Regions from separate parts of the Homo sapiens genome. Here region 2 is linked to region 1. A link is a loop called in an ENCODE intact Hi-C map of the cell type or tissue named here. Cell type or tissue: PC-3. All regions are shown on one strand. Links, peaks and the distances in the headings refer to the core of each region. The heading gives the core; the rest is flanking DNA. Region 1 overlaps LINC03095 (long intergenic non-protein coding RNA 3095). Region 2 overlaps LINC02981 (long intergenic non-protein coding RNA 2981).

Region 1 (8,433 bases), core at 1,558-6,557:
TTTGTCAGGGTGACCAGCAGCCAAGGGAGGCCACGGACACACTCAGGGGAGATGAGCACAGCCACCCCCTAGAATGAGGGTTTTTGATGTTTGCTTGAATGTTTTAATTGTGATAAAATAAACATAATATAAAATGTACTATCTTGACCATTTTTGAGTATACAGTTCAGTAGCATTGTATATTCACATTCTGGTGCAACCAATCTCCAAAACATATCATCTTGCAAAACTAAAACTCTGAATAGTACCCATTAAACAACTCCCTATTCCCATTCCCCTAGTTTCTGGCAACCACCACTCTGCTTCTGTTTTTAATGAGTTCGATTACTCTAGATACCTCATATAAGTGGAATCATACTGTATATGTCTTTCTTGTCTAGCTTATTTCACTTAGCATAATGTCCTCAAGTTTCATTCATGTTGAAGCATGTCTCAGAATTTCTTTCCTTTTTAAGGCTGAATATATTCCATTGAATGGCATATTAGTCCATTCTCATGCTGCTAATAAAGACATACCCAAGACTGGGTAATTTATAAAGGAAAGAGGTTAAATGGACTCACAGTTCCAGAGTCCTCACCATTGTGGCAGAAGGCAAATGAGGAGCAAAGTCACGTCTTACATGGCGGCAGGCAAGAGAGTGTGTGCAGGGGATCTCCCCTTTATAAAACCATCAGATCTTGTGAGACTTATTTACTATTATGAGACCAGTATGGGAAAGACCTGCTCCCATGATTCAATTACCTCCCACCAGGTCCCTCCCATGACACTTGAGAATTATGGTGGCTACAATTCAAGATGAGATTTGAGTGGGGACACAGCCAAACCATATTAAATGGAGATACCACATTTTGTTTATTCATCCATCGATGGATTTGGGTTGGGCTTCCACCTTTTGGTTACAGTGAAGAGTGCTGGTATGAACATGTGTGTGTGCAAATATCTCCTTGAGACCCTGGTTTCAATTCTTTTGGATGCATACTCATGAAGTGAAATTGCTGAATCATATGGTAATAGAATCATAGAATCTATAGAATCATTTGGTAAATGAATTTAAAGTAATTTTAATTTTTAATTTTTGAGTAACCACCCACTGTTTTCCATAATAGCTACACCATTTTACATTCCCACCAACAGTGCTCAAGGGCTCCAATTTCCCCACACCCTTGCTGACACTAGCAATTTTTTGGTTTTTGGGTCATAGTCATCCTAATGGGTGTGAGGTGATATCTCACTGTGGTTTTGATATGAATTTTCCTAACCTAGAACCAGTCCTGTAGAGGAAGTGGAAGTACCTCTGCAAGGTAGAGCCAGGCCCAGAGGCCAAGATGAAGGAATTGAGTTCAAGTCATAGCTTTGAGGTTGACTCCTAACCTGACACAACCCCATCAACGTCTCACTTTTCTCAACCATGCAATCAAGGATGCTAACACCATCCTACCTCTGTTTTCTGTATCACTACTAAGCAGCATTGCACTAATTTCCAAGGAAAACAAAGCTAATAACTTTGTTCCCAAGAGCCAGAGCCATATGTAAACATGAGGCACTCTGGGCAACTTGTCAAGGATCTACCTAAACACCCACAGAACAAGGCAGGACCCTGAAGTCACATCCCAGCTAACATTATCAGCAGCTCACTCTAAATCTTTCAGTGACATCTATATTAAAATATAATCCACTCTGAACCCAGTACTTAACAGTTTATCTGCACCATGAGCCCAACCATATGTCTCCACTTTTTGCCTCTTCAATGGCTTCAAACAAATTCAGAATTTTGAGTTTCCACTGTTTCGTTCTTGTAGCTACTAAGACAATAACAGATTAAATAGGATGAACCAAGCAGCCATACTTCTTGTAAAGTTATCCCCAGAGATAAATGTACAATGTTGTTTCAGAGGCTGTGGTGGTGTCTGCAGTGTAACTAAGGTTGACAGACTGCCTGCATGTGGGTGGCTGTCTCCTTTCCAGCTGTGACCAGCTGAATTATATCACCTGTCCCATTTGATGTATTAGGATATGCCCAAGCTCAAGATGCATGTTGCTGCAATAGGGAAATTAATGTCCACCACTGGAGGCAATTAATAATGATTAGGAGCAAAACAGCAGGGTTAAATCTGTGCATTTAAGAGAGTGTTCATACACTTTTATACTATATTTCAGTCTAGTTGCTCAAAGGAAAACAGAAAATCCTTTTGGGGGACTAGAACAATCTTATCTTAATTAACATGTAAACTTAGATGAAATGTCAAAATCGCTTCAATGAGACATGCTTATTCATTATTTACTTAATCCTCCCTTCCTGGGGTTAGAGAAAAACATTGCACAAAAGTAGCATAGTGTGGGGAGAAATGTTAAGACTGAGTCGAGACGCTTGTAGAACTCTTGCACTTATTGAATTGCTGCATTCAGTCCACGGATTGAGGTGAGTGAGAAATTCTTGCCTCTTTTATTTTACTATTCTGCAGTTACTATATTATAAAAAAGCAGGAAATTGGCAAACCATAGATTTGCAATGCTCAGTTTAGTGCAACTCCATAAAATCTGCCTGTAAAATGCTTAGTGGTAGGTAACTAACTTACATTTGGCGACTAAAATCTGGATGTAAATTTGAATAACAGAAACCTAAGCTGAACAAGGGATTTTCCTTCAAAGGTTCAGAAAATATTGAAAACTGATAGGTTATAAATCTGTCAGTTTAATGTACATAAACATACACGCACCTCTCACTAGGCATTTATGTCACCACGTGTTAGTGCAGAGCATATACAATACAAATATTTATTGATCAGTTATTTTATTAGGAAATTTCATTGAACAGATTCAAATATAACTGGCTGCCAGCTGGACTTTATAGCTCAGAGCAGATTATATACTTAACCTAAGAGATAATGCAATTCTCATTAATTAAAAACTATGAGATAAAGGTCTTGGAAAACTTCGAACCCTATTTTATTACGATGGAATCAAAAAGTAATTCCTTCTCTGTGAATCTGCAATGGCTACTGTGACTTTGAAGTTCTGTTGGCAACCTGGGCTCATGAGTCCAAGGCCACCTAAGGGCGTGGCTTCCCCTTGCATTTCCCTTCCGTTGTGCTTTCAAGAGTGTCTCAGTCTGCATGACCCTCCAACAGACTCAATTAAAAGCGAAAAATGCAGTCAATTATCAGTTATTTGGCTTACCTAACCCAGATATCCAGATATGCATTTGAACATAACTAAAATACTTGAATTTTTAATAGCACATATCAAATACTTGGCACCATTTTTCATGTGGATATTTAGTACCTTGTGCTCAAATAGCCACGCACTAGTTTAGTCCCAATTATTCATTCATGTATTTATTTATTCATTCATTTGTTCATTAAATAGTCTTTATGCCCTCATCACCCTTACTTTTCCATTTGCTTTGAAAATCTCACCAGGACTGAGCATGGCTAGGTTTCAGACAGAGTAAGCCTCTGGTTTATCTATCAATGGATCACATCACTTGGACTACATTGTTTTTATTATTTTTAGGAATCTGTTCATTCGACAGATATTTTTTGAGTACTCACCATGTGTAAAGCACTCTGCTGTATGGATCGCAAAGATAAAAAAAATAAAAGCACAAAAACTCTATTCTCAAGCTTAACGAAAGTGACCAAATGCCAACGTAGTGTTAGTCATTTTCCTCATTCTCACAACAAACCTGTGAAGTAGGCACTATTCCCATCTATACTTGAGGAAATGGCATCTCGAGAAGACTACTTTTTCCAGATGACTTTGATCTGTCCAAGTCACACAGTGGTGATGGCAGAGTCAGGATTCCAACCTCGGTCTTCTGTTTTCTGGCTCTGAGGTCTTGCCACCACACGGCACTTACCTCTTTAGGAGCTGGCCAGCCTAACGGCACATCTAGTGGTTATGTTTCCACAGCCAGGTGTGGATATTAGACCTTTGTCTAATATGCCAAAGACCTCTCTCTCAGTCAAACGTTCCTGGAATATCACTGGCAAAACTGCAGATTCATTGCATCTGTTCCAATTGTTAGACAATGCTGGTGCTTAAGGTGCAACTTCCCCGCCCATGCTCCAACCTCCATCTGCAAGTAAAGACAATATTGATCTTCCCAATGGCCCTGGCCCTTCCTCTGCATTTGCTTTTCAGCTTCCTGTTGGGTTCCTGGCTTTCTAGTCATGGGCCCTTTGGTGTTGACAATATGTTGGGCAGTTTCTTTTCAGTTTGATGAACTTGAGCTGCAGACTCAACTTGTTGTTCTGCCCCCTCCTCTAGTATAGCGCCCCCTGTAGGCATGGATGATCATCACCCACCCGCCTAGCCCTGGAGAGCCCACCTGGTGTGCCAGCCCCTGGTCCTCCTGCCCCTCCTTACCTCACCGAGGAGGAAGGCATGGGTAATTTGAGAAGAAGATGCCCTGGTTCTTAAATGGGGTACATTATAATCTTCTGGGGATTTGATTAAAAAATAGATACCTGAACCTTTCTCTAAACCTCCTGGATCTATAGAAGTGTGTTTCAGTCTGTTCCCCAGCTGAAGAGAAAGCACACAAAAACCTAAGAAGCACTGGTGCAATAAGAGGGTGCTATTGGCAAGCACACACCTTCCTACACTGGAATAAGAAACTTTATCAGGTTGAACCTTTTTTTAACCTCAAGAGAAAGACAAAAGGAAATAGCTAATTTGCTAATTATTTCAGAAGATTATTAATCTTGCAAGGTGTCACCACACAGACTTCAAACATGAGCAAAATCATAGGGATTGTACCCTTTTAGCATTTAGTAAAAGAAAATTGTATTTCCCTATTTAGAAAAAAAATCTGTATGCATTAGGGAACTGTTGGAGACCAGCCCTAAAGTTCTGAGGAGCTGTCCAAGAAACTGAGGATGAAAGATTTCACAGACTCAGTGCTTCTCCATTACCCAGCTCTGAGTCCAATTCAGCTCAAATGTTAGTGGGACATATATTGGACCCATATAGCTAATTTTAAAAGCCAAAATGTCAATGATAAGATGTACCTGAAAAAGAATTTAATAGGACGCCAAGGAAACACATTTTAAAACTCTTTATGTAATGGATTACGTTTATTGATTTGCATATGTTGAACCAACCTTGCATCCAAGGGATGAAGCCAACTTGATTGCAGTGGATAAGTTTTTTGATGTGCTGCTGGATTCAGTTTGCCAGTATTTTATTGAGGATGTTCACCTCGATGTTCTTCAGTGATACTGGCCTGAAGTTTTCTTTTTTTTGTTGTGTCTCTTCCCAGTTTTGGTAACAGGATGATGCTGGCTTCATAAAATGAGTTAGGGAGGAATTTTTTGCAATCTGCTCATCTGAAAAAGGTCTAATATCCAGAGTATGCAAGGAAGTTAAACAAATTTACAAGAAAAAAAACATCAAAAAGTGGGCAAAGGATATGGACAGACACTTCTCAAAAGAAGACATTTATGCAGCCAAAAAACATGAAAAAAAGCTCAACATCACTGACCATTAGAGAAATGCAAATCAAAACCACAATGAGATACCATTTCACGTCAGTCAGAATGGCAATTATTAAAAAGTCAAGAAACAATAGATGCTGGTGAGGCTTTGGAGAAATAGGAATGCTTTGGTAGTAATGTAGATTAGTTCCTGTTGGTAGGAATGTAAATTAGTTCAAGCATTGTGGAAGACAGTATGGTGATTCCTCAAGGATCTAGAACCAGAAATACCATTTAGCCCAGCAATCCCATTACTGGGTATATACCCAAAGGAATATAAATCTTTCTACTATAAAGGCACATGGACACTTGTGTTTATTGCAGCACTGTTTGCAACAGCAAAGTCATGGAACCAACCCAAATGCCCATTGATGATAGACTGGATAAAGAAAATGTGGTAAGTATACACCATGGAATACTACACAGCCATAAAAAGGAATGAGATCATGTCCTTTGCAGGGACATGGATGAAGCTGGAAGCTATCATCCTCAGCAAACTAACACAGGAACAGAAAACCAAACACTGCATTTTCTCATTCATAAGTGGGAGTTGAGCAATGAGAACACATGAACACAAGAAGGGGAACATCACACACCAGGGCCTGCTGGGGAGTTGGGGGTGAGGGGAGGAAAACTAGAGGATGGATCAATAGGTACAGCAAACTACCATGGCACGTGTATACCTATGTAACAAACCTGCACGTTCTGCACATGTATCCTGGAACTTAAAGTAAAATAAATAAATAAATAAATACTAATTATGACATTAAAAAACCTATTGGAAATGAAATATATTTTGCTTTGTGACTTGCAACCCAGTGTGACTTAATTATCCTGTATTTTCTTCTAAATGATCTCTGATAAAGAAATCTTTTTGCCAAAAAAAAAAAAACAACTAAAAACAAAAACCAAAAAACCCAAACCTCTTAGTGGGCCTTTTGCTTGGCTATTTTCTGCTTTAGTTAAGGATGCAGGCTTTCAAACACTGAAACATTAAACTTGTGTTTGGACTGGATTTGAGGAAGACAAGAAGCATTCATTGTTGAGGTCCCTGACCTCACAGGCATTATGACCCCGATGCCAACCTGGGCATGATGTGCTCCACGGAGGATTTTGGGCCCAGGGCTTTCTCTCTAGGTGACGGGCTTGAGTGTGGAAAGCTGACCCTTGGTGCATGGAGACTGACCAGCTGTGGCTTGACCTGCACACTGAGGATGGTGGCAATATTTGCTATTGAGGATGCCCAGCAGGAATTGTTGATGGCTGCCTAGTACCTGAGAGCAACTAGCAGATGGGCAGGGAGAAGCTCTGATGGGAGAGAAGCGTGGGTCAGTCATCTTAACTTTAAATAGAGTCAGTGTTCCTGACTTTCCTGCAACCACAATCAAAGGAAACAGCGTTGGAGGAGAGGAGAGAGTGAGTTACATACTGGCGTCACTCCCGGTATAGTGCATTTCCTTTGCCTGTACAGTGGACATAATGCTACCCACCTTGCAGGGCTATGAGGATTCAGCTGAATGAATGTGCTTAGCACAGAGCTTGGCACCTTGGAGGTGCCACTCGAGTGTAGTCTATTGCTACACTAGAGTGTAGTCTATTGCTGTATAACAAATTACCCCAAACTTGGCTACTGAAAACAATAAACATGTATTATGTCACATTTTCCATGGGACAGGGGACCAGGAGTGACGTAGTTGAGTGCATCTGGCTCCAGGTCTCCGTGAAGTACTCTCAAGGGCTACAGTTGGCCAGGACAGCAGTCACCTTATAAGGCTCAACTACTGCCAAAAGTTTTACCTCCACGCTCACTTACATAGTTGCTGGCGGGCCTCAGCTCCTTGCAGGCTGTTGCACTCAGGGCTTCAGGGTCCACCACACCACATGGCGTCTCCACAGGGTTGCCCACAACATGGCAGCTTGCTTCCACTAGGGCAAGTGATGAGAGACAGAGAGAGAACCCAAGACAGAATCCACAGACTTTCTAATCTCCAAAGTAACATTCAATCAATTCTGTCATATTCTGTTTTTTAGAAGAGATCCCACACTAAAGGTATTACACGAGGATGAGGCCATGAATGCCAGAAGGCAAGGACCGTTGGAGGTCATCTTACAACCTACCCACCAAAGCTTTGTCTTCAGTTTGGAGAAGTTTTGAGTTACTATTCGCAGCATACCAAGAACAGTATCTGCAATCAGTAACTGCCATGCAAGTATTTGTTAATAAAGGGTAAGTATTGTCTTGTGACACTTTTATAGAATATACATTAAGTGTACTGAGTTTCAATATAAACTGTATTTCTTATTGTGAGTAAAGGTCAAAAAAAATTTAGGATTTTGGTCTTTCACAGAAATGTGAAGCCCCTGAATGATTTCATCAGAGAGGAGTGGCACCATCAGGTTTACATTCTGAAAAGATGGCTTTGGCTGCAGTATGAAGAATGGGTTGAGGAGCTCATGAGACAACCAGGTGGGAGGCTCTCGCAGAAGATGAGGCAGAGATGATGGTGGCTCATGGGCAGGACTGAGAAATGGCCACAAGGACCCATGGGTGCTGATATTGCATGCAGAGATCTTGAGAGCTGTTTTGTGCATTCTGTGGCTGGGTCTTTGATCAGTGGAGAAAATTTTGTGATGGCATCTGAATCCACCTGGAACATCAGTGCCTGTATTGGTCACAGTTTTTCTGGTGGCAAATAACAAAATCCTTCTCTAGGTATCTTGAGTGCATCCCCTGTACCTCAGTTATAGTGGCTTTAGCTTCATTAATTCATTCACCTATCCATCTATCTATTCAGCTACTAATCACATTGTTCACTCCCCTCTGTGCCAGTTACTGCACCGGACACTGGGGATACAACCATGAAAAATCCAGGCACAGAGCCCACCTTTACGGGGGGTAAGAATCAAGTGGAGATAAGGAAATGGGTGACTTCCAACACAATGACAAGCCCAGGC
Region 2 (8,433 bases), core at 1,993-6,992, 55 kb before region 1:
TCCTTTCCGGGACCTGCAAGCATGTTTGGATCGCCCCTTCCTTCAAAACACATGCCTTAGGCCTGCTCCCCAATCACCTTACCGACCTCAACCCCTCCTTCCTTTCATTAGTAAACGTTTTAAAAGAGTACTATCACCAGCTACCTGTCTCCTTGACCTTGGGCCAGCTGCTGGTCGCCTTTTCCCAACACTGTTGCCTGAGGGCTGTCAGCGCCCTCCCTGTAGCTGCGTCCCCGGCCTTTTCTCCTGGATCATCGTCTCTGTTGCTCTGGACACTATGGACATGTTTCTTTCCTGTGTCACCCTGTACTTCCTGGGATTTTGTGCTGTCACCCTTTTCCCTTTCTCCTTTTCTAGGACATCTTTGCCACTTCCTCTGCCCCACAGATTTAGGTCTCTGCAGAAGTTCACTTCTGGGTGTTTTTCTCTTATTTCCTATTTTGTATAGTCTTTCTTCCAATAGTCTCGTCTGCTTCCTCTGTTTCAATTAAAGCCTCTAAGCAGATGTCTTTGAGTTTCATTGGTTAGACCTTTCTAAGGTGCCTAAATTGTGGGGTCGTGTCAGGATGAGATTGTGCTTTTGATTGACCTTTGTACCCCCTAGCATAATGTCGTAAATATAGTAGAAGCTCAGATGATATTTGCTGAATAGCATTTGTATCCCCAAACTATTGGATGGTGGGATGTTGGGATCTCTCATTTTTTTTGTCTTTTTTTTTTTTTTTGGTAGAGATAGTGATATAGAAGTTAAAAAGAAATTGTTTAGGCAGATAGAAAGGGTTAGGAAGTCCTCAGTAATGTTTTCCTTTTAATGACTAGCAGCCCTCAAATCATTTCTTTTCTAACAAAGAGCAGCCTGTAACCTCAAGCTGCAGACATAGATAAGCAAGCTGGAAGCTTGCACCAGTAAATGCTGGCAGCTCTGCCAATAGGAAAAGGCTACCTGGGGGCCAGGAATGTTCAACATGGTGGCTCTAGCTTCCCTTTTCTTTGTCAACCAAGTGTACAGTAAGGAGCAGGCAACATGGCACCAGCCAGGTAGAGACCCCATCTGTATAATAAAAGATTAGGGTGGGATGGCTGGCCTCTTCGTGCACTACGCAAGTGTCACACTTGGTCTGACCAATCTCTTGAGCCCTGTGTAAATCAGACACTGCCTCCTCAAGCTCATCTATAAAACCCTGTGCATTTTACCACAAAACCGGAAGACCCACTCAGGTGCCTCCTGTCTCTGCAGGAGAGAGAGCTTTTCTCTTTTCTCTTTCTTTCGCCTATTAAACCTCTGCTCTTAAACTCACTTCTTGTGTGTCTGCATCCTCGATTCCCTTGGCGTGAGACAACAAACCTTGGGTATTTAACCTAGACAATGATGCTACTTTAATAGAATCTTGCTATGTTGCCCAGGCTGGTCTTGAACTCCTGGCCTCAAATGATCCTCCTGCCTAGGCCTCCCAAAGTGTTGAGATTATAGGTGTGAACACTGTGCCCAGCCGGGATCCCTTGTTTTGATGTCCTCTTGACATTGTGGTGAAGGGAAGCCAAGTAAATCTATAACCTTTCCCCTCCAAGACGCTGTCCCAAGAAACAGCCCTGGTTCAGGACAGTTGGTAGTCTGCCCTGTGCCAGTTCTCATAAATGACAGAGAAGCTTTCAGGATAGAAATCCTGGGAGTAATTGAGTCATGATTGGCACCCCCTGCACTGTTCCAAACTGACAACAAATGGGCATGGCAGCATACGCCTCTTCCAAGTGGCATCTAATTTCTCGAAGGTGACTTTACATTGCTTTACAGAGGCTGGCACACTGATTCAGGAGAGCCTACAGGGAGTCGCACCTGAGCCTGGTGCCTGACTGCAGCAGACAGCTGCCTAGTTAAGGCAAATTTTACAGTTAAATTGTGTTCTGCTTGGGAATTGGAAACTACTGCAGAAGGACAAATGCAAATGCAATTCCAGTGCAGGGCAGGAGCTTGTTAAGAGACAGCCCTGCTGCAAAACCTGAAATCTCCCTGGTTTCTGTTCAACTATTGCTTTGGGGAAACTCATGGGCCATTTTCTGAGGGGCTTTAAGGGAGGGAGGACAGAAGTAGCTTCAGTGCAATATGAATAACATGGGCTTTGGGGTGTGACCATGTCCATGTTATTACAAGCACAAGCATCAACCTGCCTGGTTTTAAATGCTGGCTCTACCACTTACAGGCTGGATAACCTTGGGCAAGTTACTTTAAATCTCTGAGCCTCAGTTTCCTCATCTGTAAGCTCTAAATAATAATACTTACCTTGTTAGAAGTTAAAAATACATAGATATAAAAACCTTAGCCCAGTGCTTGACATATAAGCCTTCAATCAATGCTAGCAATTTCACCATTATTATTACTGAATAATTGTGAGACCTTGAGCAAGTCACTTAACCTCATGGTGTCCTTTTCTCCATTTCTTGGGGGTGGTTTTGTGAGCATTAAGTAAAAAAAAAAAAAAAAAAATCTATGAAGCATTTGGCACAGGATGGGCCCTTCATAGGTGCTAGCTATTACTGTTATTATTATAAATAGCTGGATATAAACAAATTTGCTTCGCATACCTTAGGGTAGTGGGTACCTGCTGGTGAGGGCTCCCTGGAGAGCCAAATACATCCAAAAGAGCAAGAAAAGGACAAAGTCAGCATAAAGTTTAAGAGAAAAGGTCAAGTAAGACGGACCTGGTTTTCCAGTAAATGATCTGACCTCCCTCCAATGCGGCTTCCTTCTCTGTGAAATAGGGATCGCAATGACAATAGCCCTTCTGCGGAGTTGTGGTGAGGACCACCGTGCTTGTCAAGTGCTCAGACAGGAACTCTGACACACGGTCAGTGCCCATAAAATGTAGCTGTTGGTATTGAGAATGGTGGGCGGGCGGCAGGGTTAGTGCAGGATTATTGGGAAAGGGTTGAAGAGAGTGGGGAGGAGGGAAGGGGTGGGAAGAACAGGAGGGGGAGAGAGTTTTGCTGAACACCACCTAATAGAGATCCTAACTTGGAGGAGACAACCCTGTGTTTTGTCTGAGACTGCCTTTACCCTTCATGTGTCCCCTGAATGCATCTCTCATGGTGCCAAGAATAATGTCTTTTACAGAGGAGGTCATCAACAGATATTGATGGAATTAGAGGTTACCTCAGAGAGAGGATATGTGTTTGATCACTTCTTCAAGGTTCTGGAACTCAAGACCATGGTGTTCCAAAAAATGTTCATGTCTGGGATGGGTGTATGAGGTAGGGGGAGTCTCGGAATGCCAGCCATTCTTTCCCACCCATTACTGTGAACCAGAAGGATCTAATACATCTCCATGGGTAATGGTTTGATTCTTGACCAAAGAGGGTGGCACAAACCCAGAAGTGAGTCTTGTGAGAGCAACAGTCGAGCTCATTCAAAGTTCATTTGCAGCATATGCGGGGTGTCCCCACAACCTGGCAAGTCACAATTTAAAAGGAGACAGCAACACAGAAAGAAAGGAGTGAGTTTTACTCAGTGTGGTGCTGGGTGAGCCTGCACACTCGCAGGCCCGCTGCAAGAAAAGCTCTGTGAGTCTGGGATAGAGCTGAGTTCTACATCATCTGCTCATTGGCCAAATTGCAATGGGAAGGAAGGGCTGTTTATTTTCCTCCCAGAACAGGAATTCTCAGAAAATCGATTCTCCCTCATTGACAATGCATACTAAGTGATTGAAAGGCCATTAAACCCATTAATGGGGTGCTCTTTAAATAAAATAAGTCCCTAAAAGGGATCTTAGACTTGGCAAAGTCAGTAGAGCTGACAGTGTGCTGGGCCTGCCCAGGGACTGTAAATATACCAGAACAAATATAGGAGAGCAGGAGGGGGGCATGCAGACAGAGGATAAGGGAGGCAGTGACGACGAATAGCGTGGTGCACAAAGGACAAATGTTGCCAGACAAGCTTAATGGCTTTTATTTTATTTTTGACAGCATTTACAAAATGAGTAAATGAAGGGAAGTTTGCATCTTGATTTCAGTTAAACATTTGGCATTGCATCCCACCAAATTTCATGCACAAAATTAATTCAAATTGTTTTGGATGGAAGTGTGGTCACATGGGTGAAACTTGGCTGGCACTCCCTCCCTGAGCAGCAGGGGGAAGAAGGCGCCCCCTGCTGCGGTCAGCATGGTGGCAGAGCCTTGTTCTAATTCTCATCATAAACTGGGCTCCTCATTCTCTGGCTCCCCCTCTAATAATAATAATGATAATAATAATAATAACTTACATTAATTGATCACATACAAGTTCACGACATTTTATCTTATTAAGATAAAGTTAATCGGCCGGGCGCGGTGGCTCACGCCTGTAATCCCAGCACTTTGGGAGGCCGAGGTGGGCGGATCACGAGGTCAGGAGATCGAGACCATCCTGGCTAACACGGTGAAACACTGTCTCTACTAAAAATACAAAAAAATTAGCCGGGCGTGGTGGCGGGCACCTGTAGTCCCAGCTACTCAGGAGGCTGAGGCAGGAGAATGGCGTGAACCCGGAAGGCAGAGCTTGCAGTGAGCGGAGATCGCACCACTGCACTCCAGCCTGGGTCACAGAGCGAGACTCCGTCTCAAAAAAAAAAAAAAAAAAAAAAAAAAAGTTAACATTTCTCCGTAGTTCTTTTGGCCCCAGACATTTCTCTTTACTCTGTCTTCCTTTTTAAGCAGCTGTGTCGATCACCTCTGGGGACAAATGGGATAGAGTGTAGAGGATGTGGGGTCATGGGCAAATGTTTGGGAGAAACAAGAAAAGGCTTCGCTCCTCAGATGAGAAAGAATTTTTCGTGAGAGGCGATGTGAGCAGACAGGATGGAGGGCGAGGGTGGGGCCGTGCACCTGCTTTCCTAGGCAGAGGGACTGCCTGCAGGTACCACAGCCCAGACAGGGAGTGGCCTGGGGAATCCCCACAGAGACTCCTGCCACCTGCATGGTTCAGAGCCAGAGCAGCCAGGTCCAGATGGACCATTTGGGCAAGAATGTAGACCCTCGGGCAGCGACATTGCAGACTGAGTGGGGTGAGCTGGCTGCCTGCTGTGCCGTCTTTTCATAGAAAATGAGTTGAGTTATGAGAATTTTTTTCTGGCACACCTAAGATTGTGGAGGCATTATTAGCTCAGTGAGTCTGCACCGAAATGCTGTAACGGACAGTTCGGAAAATGGAGGCAAAGGCAGGTAAAGCAGTGGAGCCAGACGGGAACTAACGCAGGAATGCAGGAGCCCCTCTGCTGAGATTCTGCCCACCCCCAAGGGCAGTGAGAGCTTCCTGGTTCTATCCAAGTTACTCTTTCATCGAAGGGAAGGACCACTTGGTAACTATGGTGAATGCAAATAAACAGCCCCTCTGAAGAAGGCACTGATATTCCTGAAGCTCTGTTTCTTTTTCTGGTGCTGCCCCATAAAAAGCTGATCTCATTCCCTCATTCATTGATTCTTTTGTTTATTCAGTGACCTGTGTTGAGAACCTATTATATGTCAGGCGCTGGGCAGACAAGCCTAAGTCAGGCACAGCCTCAGCTCTCCGAGAGCTTGGGTGCTGGTAAGGGTGTACACACACATAGGCAGTTTTTTTTCAGGGTTATTTTTACTTTTTTAAATGTCCTGAACATGCTCCCTTCGTTGATCTATCTCAAATAGCATTTAACTAAATCTTTTTTTTTTTTTTTTGAGACGTAGTCTCACTCTGTCGCCCAGGCCAGAGTGCAGTGGCGAGATCTCGACTCACTGCAAGCTCTGCCTTCCGAGTTCACGCCATTCTTCTGCCTCAGCCTCCTGCGTAGCTGGGACTACAGGCGCCGGCCACCACGCCCAGCTAATTTTTTGTATTTTTAGTAGAGACGGGGTTTCACTGTGTTAGCCAGGATGGTATCGATCTCCTGACCTCGTGATGCCCCCGCCTCGGCCTCCCAAAGTGCTGGGATTACAGGCGTGAGCCACCGCCCCCGGCCTAACTTAATTTTTAAAATGTATCAGATTCAAAGTTTAATATTTGATTTTTTAAAAACCAGTAAACTCAACATATATTTGGTCAATTGAGTTTTGACAAAGGTTTCAAGGCAAACCAATTGGAAAAGGACAGTTTTATTAAATAAATGGTGCAGAAACAACTGGATATCTATTTTTTTAAAAAGAATCTTGACTCTTACCCCACACTATCACTTAAATGTAAAAGTTGAAATTATAAAACTTATAGAAGAAAAGATAGGAGTAAATCTCCATGATCTTGTCTTACGTAAAGTTTTCCTAGGACACAAAAAGCACTAATCATTTTTGTAAAAAGATAAATTTAACCTGATAAAATTAAAAATGTTGATTACTTGAAAGACTTTATAAGAAAATGAATAGGCAAATAAGATATTCACAAAACATATATATGACAAAAAGCATGTATCCAGAATATATGAAGAACTCTTACAATTCAATAACAGGAAAAATAACTCAGTTTTTAAAATAGACAAAAATATGAACAGTAACTGATATGGTTTGGATTTATGTCCCTGCCCAAATCTCATGTCGAATTATAATCCCCATGTTGGAGGAGGGGCCTGGTGGGAGGTGATTGGATCATGGGGGCGGATTTCGCCCTTGATGTTCTTGTGATAGTGAGTGAGTTCTCGTGAGATCTGGTTATTGAAAAGTGTGTAGCACTCCCCCTTCTCTCTTTATTCCTCCTCTGAAGTAGCAAAATGTGTCTACTTCCCCTTTGGCTTCGGCCATGATTTTAAGTTCCATGAGACCTCCCCAGCCATGCTTCCTGTACAGCCTGTGGAACTGTGAGTCACTTAAACCTCTTTTCTTTATAAATTACCCAGTCTCAGGTAGTTCTTTATAGCAATGCAAGAATGGACTAATGCAGTAACTTCACAAAAGAAAATATATAAATGGCCAAAAGCACATGAAAAGATGCTTAACATCACTAGTCATCAAGGAAATAGAAATTAAAACCACAACAAGGTATCACTACATACCTTGAGAATGGTTAAAATTTAAAAAGACTCACAATCCAAGGTGTTGGTGAGGATGTGGAACAATGAGAATGCTCATACATTGTTGGTGGAGATACAAAAATGGTCCAACTGCTTTGGAAAACAGTTTAGTAATTTCTTATAAAGTTAAATATACTGTTACTATATTACTCAACAATTCCACTACAGTTCTTGTTAGTTAACTGAAAGAAACCAAAACATATGTCCACACAAAAATTTATGCATGAATTTATTGATAATCATTACAAACTGGATGTTTCCAGTTTGCCCAAATGTGTATCAACCATTGAGTGGAGAAGCAAATTGTAGGATATCCACACAATGGATGTCCTTTTCCTACTCAGCAGTGAAAAGAAAAGGACTGCTGATGCCTGAAGCAAAACAGATGAATCTCAAATACATGATGCAGAGTGGAAGAAGCCAGATACCAAAGACCACATAATATTAATATGAGTTCATTTATATTAACTCATAGAAAAGGTAAAACTAATCTACGGTAGCAGAAAGCAGAGCAGTGGTCTCGGGGTTAGGGATGGGGGAGAATGACTACAAAAGTACACAGGAAAGCTTTTTGGTGATAGTAGTAGGCTGTTTCTTGATTGGGATGATGGTTACATGATGGGTGTACACAGCTGTCAAGACTCATTGAACTATCTACTTAAAGTGGAGGCATTTGTGTAGAGTTAGACCTCAAAAAATGGATTTAAAAATAACAAACCAGTAAAAAGTAATAAAAAAATTTGAATAAATAATCACATTTTATTTTTATCAAGGGTTCAAAATATATACACTAATTCCTTAACCAAATTTTCTCATAAAATAGAACAGTGTTACATGTAAGAAAAGCTCCTCATCTTGGCCATGTTCTCACTGCTATGTAAGGCATTTGAAGGTGAATGATACATTCACCGTCAAAATCAGAAACAGCAGGGGAGGAAGAGCTCCCTTAAAATCCTTGAGGGAATCATTCAATTCCTACTTATTGCCTTTTTTTTTTCCTTCCCAAGTGCCCAGGAGAGGTAGGACACTGGCCATTTATCTACATAGTGCCATGAAACTCACAAATATTCAATCTGCTGCCTCCCCTCTCCTTCCAGATTTCCACAGTGGTATAGAGTGTGAGACTGACTGGCTTCCCATTAGAGCCAGGAGAAGGGAAAAGGAATTTCCACACTGGCTTAAGAAAAGTACTGTCTGATGAAGAGTCAGCTTATTTTATTAACTGATGAAATGGCAAAAAGTTTATAATTAAACATACTATGTTTTGCTTTGAACATTATATTTCATTGACAAAAGTGTGCATTTTATAGCGGGCTGCTGACATCTGTTATAAACAAGGCTCTAGAATGGCGTCTGGGTGCATTCCCCCTTCCATAAAACGAGATTAAAGTGCCTTTGTGCTGTTGGAGGGATGCCTACGGTGTTCCATGGA

The links. Peaks named below come from ENCODE experiments on the same cell type or tissue, not always from the same donor. Only the 100,000 strongest peaks of a DNase experiment are listed, where the experiment ranks them.
Region 2: a loop joins it to region 1, with 2.9 times the contacts of the local background. A loop is called at or near these places in 3 of 110 quality-filtered maps.

The regions. Positions count from the first base shown.
Region 1 is chr7:26,558,744-26,567,176 of GRCh38, forward strand. It overlaps LINC03095 (long intergenic non-protein coding RNA 3095), which reads left to right. Exons shown (of 3, transcript NR_184281.1): 3 at 1-137. Among named protein-coding and RNA genes, the nearest start is that of LINC03095, 11 kb to the left of the region's middle. In PC-3, for the core only: a CTCF peak has its summit at 4,315 (motif pointing left); a DNase peak (open chromatin) is centred at 2,328; H3K4me3 peaks cover 1,477 bases; H3K27ac peaks cover 1,745 bases.
Region 2 is chr7:26,503,737-26,512,169 of GRCh38, forward strand. The region is part of intron 4 of LINC02981 (long intergenic non-protein coding RNA 2981); the gene reads left to right. Among named protein-coding and RNA genes, the nearest start is that of KIAA0087, 31 kb to the right of the region's middle. RefSeq lists enhancers at 4,507-5,007, 5,008-5,508. In PC-3, for the core only: a CTCF peak has its summit at 4,095; a DNase peak (open chromatin) is centred at 5,465; H3K4me3 peaks cover 939 bases; H3K27ac peaks cover 726 bases.